Regions from separate parts of the Homo sapiens genome. Here region 2 is linked to region 1. Evidence: read pairs that join two places in POLR2A ChIA-PET (ENCODE). Cell type or tissue: K562. All regions are shown on one strand. Region 1 overlaps RPS17 (ribosomal protein S17). Region 2 overlaps HOMER2 (homer scaffold protein 2).

What was found. ChIA-PET counts read pairs that join two places held together with the same protein. Peaks named below come from ENCODE experiments on the same cell type or tissue, not always from the same donor. Only the 100,000 strongest peaks of a DNase experiment are listed, where the experiment ranks them.
Region 2: POLR2A ChIA-PET joins it to region 1 with 5 read pairs; 2 of 35 experiments call an interaction of 5 or more read pairs at or near these places.

The regions. Positions count from the first base shown.
Region 1 is chr15:82,534,567-82,538,566 of GRCh38, forward strand. RPS17 (ribosomal protein S17) reads right to left here. Exons shown (of 5, transcript NM_001021.6): 4 at 3,740-3,805; 5 at 2,184-2,315. The coding sequence ends at 2,235. Among named protein-coding and RNA genes, the nearest start is that of RPS17, 3.9 kb to the right of the region's middle. In K562, no CTCF peak of the experiment used is centred here; no DNase peak of the experiment used is centred here; H3K4me3 peaks cover 643 bases.
Region 2 is chr15:82,919,399-82,923,398 of GRCh38, forward strand. All of the region lies in intron 1 of HOMER2 (homer scaffold protein 2), which reads right to left. It overlaps LOC105370928 (a long non-coding RNA gene), which reads left to right. Exons shown (of 5, transcript XR_007064741.1): 4 at 1-19. Among named protein-coding and RNA genes, the nearest start is that of HOMER2, 31 kb to the right of the region's middle. In K562, no CTCF peak of the experiment used is centred here; a DNase peak (open chromatin) is centred at 1,993; H3K27me3 peaks cover 2,495 bases.

The sequences.
Region 1 (4,000 bases):
ATGTTCTTGTTCTGGAAGTAACACTGAAATATTTGGGAGTAAATGGGCACATCTCCAACTTAACTTCAAGTGGAGCAGAAAAAAAGTTGTGTGTGTCCATGGAATACTATGCAGCCATAAAAAAGGATGAGTTCATGTCCTTTGTATGGACATGGATGAAGCTAGAAACCATCATTCTGAGCAAACTGTCACAAGGACAGAAAACCAAACACCGCATGTTCTCACTCATAGGTGGGAACTGAACAATGAGAACACTTGGGACACAGGATGGGGAACATCGCACACCGGGGCCTGTCATGGGGTTGCAGGAGGGATAGCATTAGGAGATAGACCTAATATAAATGATAAGTTAACAGGTGGAGCACACCAACATGGCACATGTATACATATGTAACAAACCTGCACGTTGTGCACATGTACCCTAGAACTTAAAGTATAACAATAATTAAAAAAAAATAAATCGTTAAAATAAAGAATAAATGTAATAGACTTTCTTGAATATAAAAAGTTGTGTGTGTGTGTATATATATATATATATATATAAAGAATATATGGCCTGGTGCAGTGGCTCACACCTATAATCCCAGCACTTTGGGAGGCTGATGCAGGTGGATCACCTGAGGTCGGGAGTTCAAGACCAGCCTGACCAACATGGAGAAACCCTCTCTACTAATAATACAAAATTAGCCAGGCGTGGTGGTGCATGCCTGTAATCCCAGCTACTTGGGAGGCTGAGACAGGAGAATCACCTGAACCTGGAAGGTGGAGGTTGCAGTGAGCCAAGATCCTGCCATTGCACTCCAGCCTGGGCCACAAGAGCGAAACTCTGTCTCAAAAAAGAAAAAAAAAATTAGCTTTGTGTGGCGGTGAGCGTCTGTAATCCCAGCTACTCAGGAGGCTGAGGCAGGACAATCACTTGAACTTGGGAGATGGAGGTTGCAGTGAGCCAAGATTGTGCCACTGCACTCCAGCCTGGGTGACAGAGTGAGACTTCATCTCCCCCCCCGCAAAAAAATAAAGCCATTGAGGCAAAATGTGAACTGGTAAACCTGGGTGTTCTTTGTACTATTCTTGCAACTTCTCTGTAAGTTTGAAATTATACAAAAATTAAGTTACAAAACACATTAAAAATGTCTGCTGTATTTATCTGCTTGACAGAAATAGATATGTAAGAATCACTTTAAGGCTAGAGCTTTCCCACTTGCTGGCTGCTTTTTTTTTGGAGACAGGGTCACACTTCGTCGCCTAGATTGTAGTGCAGTGGCATGATCTCGGCTCATCGCAACCTCCACCTCCAAGGCTTAGGCAGCCCTCTGACCGCCTAAGCATGTGTAGCTGGACTACACATGCACATCACCATGCCCAGCTTATTTTCTACCTTTTTAGTAGAGAGGAGGTCTTGGTATTGCCCAGGCTGGTCTCCAACCCTCAGGCTCAAGCAATCCCTCCCACCTCAGTCTCCTGAAGTACTGGGATTACAGGTGTGAGCCACCATGCCTGCCTGTTCTCCTGGACATGCAGCCAGCTAAGCTTGGCTCTGCAACAGCTCCTTGTCCCACTGGAGAAAAAGAGCCCACAGCTTTCCTCATATGCAAGGGCATGAACCAACCAAGTGCAGCCCAGCTCCTGTGAGACACACACACACGTGGTTAACTGACAGCGACAGAGAGCCTAAATAAAGCTCAGAGTCCAGGGTAGTCTACCCAGGTTGCAGCTGGTGAGCTCTGCCTCCGGTTAGGCTGAAGCATCCCAGTATCAATCCTCCCATACACATTTATTCACATTTGTTGAGATCTCCTATGTTCTAGGCATTGGGCTCAACATTGGACACAAAGACACCATTCATCCTAACTCCCACTGAAAGAAAGTCAACCTCTGATACACGATAATCCTGTTGCTACCTTCTGAACATGGGCAAGTTGGCCCAAATTGTATGTACCCAGCAGGGGCTGAAGACCCAGGGAAGCAGGGTGGAGCTGCCAAAGCAGCTTTCCAGGCTCATACTGCAGACCACTCTCAACACGTTCAGGCTTGCCCTTGCTCCTTTACTAAACTCTGGTGAACCCACTCCCCATAAACCAGATGCAGCAGCACCTGAATCCCAGACAAGTGCCAGCTGATCTGTTGCCTCGAGAGCTCCTGCCTTTCCTCTACCCACACACAACTGCAAAGATGACACAGGCAAGGCTGTTGTCCCAGATTTATTGAAAATAATACAGCACTACAGAAAAAATTCAAACAGGTCCCCGAGGCGTTTTGAAATTCATCCCAACTGTAGGCTGAGTGACCTGAAGGTTGGACAGACTGCCGAAGTCCTGGAACGAGAAAATGGATTCAGTGAGCAGTTACTGGTGAGATCTGTGAGTGGACCCCAGAAGAAAACACAGGCCCCTAGAGCCACAGCACTCTCAAGGGGGTCCAGAGGCGACCTGAAGGACCCTTTAAGAGCCAACAGGGTTCTCAATGCCTCCCACTTTTCCAGAGTGATCTTCCTTCAACACACACCTGACCATGTGGTATCCCCATTTACAACTCTATGACTTTTACCCAATGTACCATGCCATTTGTATCTGTTTTCACAACCCCTTCCTATCAATCACTCTAAAACACCGTTTCTCAATCTTGGCAACGTAGACATCCTGGGCTGGACATTCTTTGTTATAGGCAGCTGTACTGTGTATTGCAGAAAGTTTAGCAACATCCTTGGCCTCTACCCCTTAGAAGTTAGCAGGTATCCCCTGGCTATGAGAACGAAAAATGTGTCTGGACATTGCCAAATGTCCTCTAAAGCAAAACTCTGTCCCTTTGAGAATACACAGTGCCACTTGCTTTCCAGGACCAGCCCTGGGTAAGAGCTATTACTAATCTAATCAACATTTGTGAAGGGCCCAAGTACACAAGGCATCAAGCAGAAGGGAGGGAGGCAAGAGCAGACCCTGCCCTCAAACAAGTTCAGGCTGGTAGGCAGGGCAAGAAGCCAAGGGCCCAACTTATACCTGGAACTCCATGTCCTATTTGGTCCTCAGAAACCCATTTTAGTTTCAACAAAAATGCTGCATTCAGCGCAGTGGTTATTTCAGGAAGAAAAGACCCACAGCGGGGCTGTAGCTGTACTGGTGATGTTTTTCTGAAGCTGGGAAAGTACATGTGAGTTCATTTTGCTACTACCTTTTTGAGTGTCTTAAACATTTAATGACCATAAAAATAGGAAAAATGAAGTTGTTCAAAATCACCAACCGCCCATGAAGCCCATGCTTTCACCCAAGTATGCAAAAGGACTAAGATAAGCCATAGAAAAAACATCAAAGTGCAATGAAGATACTCGTGAACTACCTAAGTAGTGCCTTGTATGTACCTGGAAATGGACCAAAGCTCATTTCTGAGTGGTTAGCATGGAGACACCAAAGGAATGCCTTCACAGAAGAAAAGCAGGCAGATTCAGCCAGGGCTGACACAAAGGGGGCAACGTAAGCCAGCTATAAAACCAAGAACAGAAGCAGCCAAGAGAGAAAAGGTGTCCTGGAAGCCACTAGATTTGGGAATCATGATCTTGTGGCGAACTAACTCAATGCACACAACTTCCGCTACACCCCTTATGAAAGCAGTCCAGTTTAGTGGCTACAAGTTTAGATGGGATTCCCAACTCTGCCACTTACTAGCTGGGTGACCTTGGATAATAAGACCTACTGATGGTTTTTGACCAGGAAAATACCACTTTAGGAATCCAGCAAACACTTACCAAAAGCTTCAGCATTTCCTTAGTGTCAGGATCTACTTCAATAATCTCCTGATCCAAGGCTGAGACCTACAAGGAAACGAGGTAGGGTCAAAATACCAATCAATGAGATTATCACTCACCTCTCCTCCTCCTCTCCCCAGGTTCTTAAATATGGGGAAGAGGAGCTGCACAAGGATAGCATTCCTCTCACAAGGTGAGCAGTCTCTTACAGTATTACAGACCCCGATGACCTGTTCTTCTGGCCTTACCTTCCCATGCCCT
Region 2 (4,000 bases), 380 kb after region 1:
AGTGAGGGAGAGTCATTAGGTAAGCCATCAACCACCTCCCTGCAGAATTCAGTCATCATTGTTGCATGTGGAGTCCCTTCTCATACATAATCATACATTACTAGTATAATAATCCAATTATCCAACTCTCCCAACAAAGAGGCTTCACAGATCAAACTGACCTCAGGTTTGAGCATTATTTACAAAAAGGTCAACCAGAAATTAATTGGAACGTCCAGTACCAGGAAGAATCAAGTCAATAAATTAACACAATAGAGTACTATGTAACCCTTTTAAAAAAGAACATTCTTATGACTATATAAATATTGTTCCCTGCAGAGGCAAAAAATGTGCCAGGATTATAGTTCTTTCTGTACAGTTCCAATGTCAACAGCAGAGTGCTACTCACAGGAAAACATTCCTAGTATCAAGGTCAGAGAGAAGCTTCTCCTTTCTAGCACTCTCCCAGTTGTTCAAAAGCAGGCGGTATCTTTCGTGCACTTCATATTTGAAACATGACATGCTTGTGATAATTTTTAATTTTTGTGATGTTTTCCTATTGCCTTCTCTATCGAGGAAAGAAACACAGCCCGTCTTCCCATAACCCTAGTATATTCCAGCTTGTTCACTCTGTCCATTGTCTGGAATCTGCTCCAGTCTCTGTCCTCAAGATATTATTCTTGGAGCCAGTAACTTCCACCTGTAATTTGGAGTGAATGCTTCTGAGGCCCATTCATAGCCATCTGTCCAGAAGTTCTTTTCACCAGACTCCCAGGAGCCATCAATTCTTTTTGCCCACTTCCCCACATCATGACCTCCTTCATAGTCTTCGCCATTGTTTTGCTGTTGTAGATCCTCAAGATGAGCGGGAGGTCAACTTTAAGTCCTTGCACATCAGGAATGGCCTTTACTTTCCCCCTTATACTTGATTGGTTTTGGCTGGATGTATCCTAGGGCTGCTGTACCAAATTCCCACAAACTTGGGGGCTTACATGACAGGAATTTATTTTCTCACAGCTCTGGAGGGCAGAAATCCGCAGTCAGTTGACTGGGCTGAAACCAAGGTGTCGCCAGGGCCATGCTGCCTCCAGAGGCTCTAGGGTTGGAAGCTCTAAGGAAGCATCCATTGCCCCACCTTTCCCAGCTTCTAGAGCTGCGTTCCTTGGCTCATGGCCTCCTCCTCCATCTTCAAAGCCTGCAGCAAAGCATCTTCAAAGCTCTCTGCAGAGATCCTCACATCCTCTTCTCTATTCTGTGTGTAGTAAAATCTCCCTCTGCTACTCTCTTCAGAACACTTGTGATTACACTGGGCCCTGGATAATGCAGGATAACCTCCCCATCTCAAAGTCCTTAACTTATCATATCTGCAAAGACCCTTTAACATATACGGTAACGTAGGTTCAGAAATGAGCATCTGATATATCTATGGGAGACATTTTTTAGCCTACCACTCTGGGGGTAAAACAATCTTTTTTTTTTTTTTTTTTAAGACACAAAGTCTTACTATGTTGCCCAGGCTAGATTCAAATTCTTGGGCTCAAGCAATCCTCTTACTTCAGCCTCCCTAGGAGCTGCGACTACCACAGCACTCAGCTTAAAACAATTGTTTTAAATGGCTTAAAAAAAATGATTTTCAGACGGGCATGGTGGCTCACACTTGTAATCCCAGCACTTTGGGAGGCCAAGGTGGGCAGATCACCTGAGGTCAGGAGTTCAAGACCAGGCTGGCCAACATGGGGAAACCCCATCTCTACAAAAAATACAAAAAATTAACCAGGTGTGGTGGCACACACCTGTAATCCCAGCTAGCTGAGGCACGAAAATCACTTGAACCCGGGAGGCGGAGGTTGCAGTGAGCCAAGATCGCACCACTGCACTCCAGCCTGGAGGACAGAGTGAGACTCCATCTCAAAAAAAACAGGTTTTCCCTCATGTGCCACTGTGCAGGCCTTGCTCCACTCTTCTCCTGTCATCTTATCTGATGAGAAGCTGCTTCTGCTGGCTCCTCCTCCCCTTCCGGACTCCTTGGTGCTGGAGCACGTCACACTTTCCCCCTTTCCCCACGCTGATCTGAGCTGATACCATGCTTCCAAATACCATCCGCCTACCCTGGATGCACGCCAGACCAAGGAAGACTTTATTCTAGAATGCCAACATCCACACTCCCAGTCTTGGCTCTGCCAGTGGAGTCCACTCGTCCCCCATCCCGCTGATATGCACAGTGTCCCTGTGGCAGGAGTATCACCTAGTATCACCTGAGACCTCCAATTAAAGCCCCAGCTTCAGCACCACTTCTCACTCCTGCCCTTGCTGGACCTGCAGACTCAGTTCAGAGGGTCTCTGGGGTTGTGCAGGGCAGACTGGTCAGCTACCCCAACTCCCTGTGGCCCCTCCACTCAGACTCTGGGCTCTGGTCTCCTCTGTGCTATATTTCTGACATTGCCTTTCCTCTACTAGCTTTCTATGGTCCAGAAATTTATTGTAATCTCTCAACTACTGATAATTCCCTCCCATTCATTTTGCTGTCCTGGGATTATACTTTTCATAATCTCCTTATTATCATTTTAATGGGTTCTGGGGAGAGAAGGTATAAATAAGCACAAGTGCTGAATCCTCCATCTTGAACATTAAGTTAATCTCATTCATTTTTCAGTTATAACTTGCATATGCTTAAAAGATAACAGATATTCTATTCTAAGCTCCTTGTCCAAGGGCTCCTATTGGTGGGAGGTTGGAGGTGGGCTTGGCACATTCAGATTTACATCCCAGCTTGTCACACCCACCCCACCTCCAACACTGAAAGACCTTCCTTGTATGAGCACCACTGCCCCTGACACAGATCTGCCAGGACACTTTAAGGAACTGGCAAACATATGTGGGGTTTCCTCTTTCCAGGATTTGTTTTAAAGCAAATGAGTTCCATGGCCTTCCCTATAATGCCAGACTACAGGCATTGAGGCATTAAGAGAATGCACAACTCTAAATCAAGAACACTTTTTGCAGGTTCTATCAGCCCAAGAGAACCTTTTTACTCAAAAGTAAAGCCTGCATGATACCTCCCTGCTTTACAAAGCCTCAAGTTTAAAAATAAACATGGGCATTTGAAGGAGCACAAAAATAGTTTGTGTCCACAGCTTTACATAGCCCAGCGGCACTAGGTATATGCTGGCTCGGAAGAAGCCGAGAGAGGCCACATTCAATAGAAAGTTAGCCCTTGTGAACCTCAAACGAGTGAGACACAAGTGAAGGGAGCCTTTTTTTATGCTTGATTCCCTTGTACTACACAGGGCCAACTGCACTCCATTCAAACCAACCACAGGTGTCCGCCTGTCCAGCTATTCATGAACAGGTTGTGAAGGCAGCCTTCTGAGCCAAAATCCAAGTCCTCACTCAGCCTTTGTCTCCACCTAACTTTGTCATCTCCTCCCTATCAATCCCTGCACCCAACCTACAGGCTTAACAGATGTCCCTGCTCACCCCATACCTGTGCTTTCCGAGGAGCTGTGCCTTCCTCCAGAATGCCCCCTGCTCATGTCACCCCTGCACTGAGCACACCACCCCCAGGTCAGAATCCTACCACCCTTCAGGGCAAAGTGCAAATTGGTCACCTCTTCCATCAGAGGCACGTGGCTCCAACACCAGACTGGGTTCTCTCCCTGGATACCAGCTCTCTCTATACCTCACTCGTGGCCGTCATATGTTATTCAGGCTCATCTTTGGGTAGCTAGAGATGTGTTCCCCCCAAATTGGGCTGCAAGTCCCCTTGGGTAGGGATCAGGTTTTCATTTCTGGGGCCCCTGTAGTGCCTTGATAAAAGAGGTGCTTGGGCCAGGCGCAGTGGCTCACACCTATAATCCCAACACTTTGGGAGGCTGAGGCAGGGGCATCACCTGACGTCAGGAGTTCGAGACGAGCCTGGCCAACATGGTGAAACCCCATCTCTACTAAAAATACAAAAAATTAGAGGGGTCTGGTGACACGTGCCTGCAGTCCCAGCTACTCAGGAGGCTGAGGCATGAGA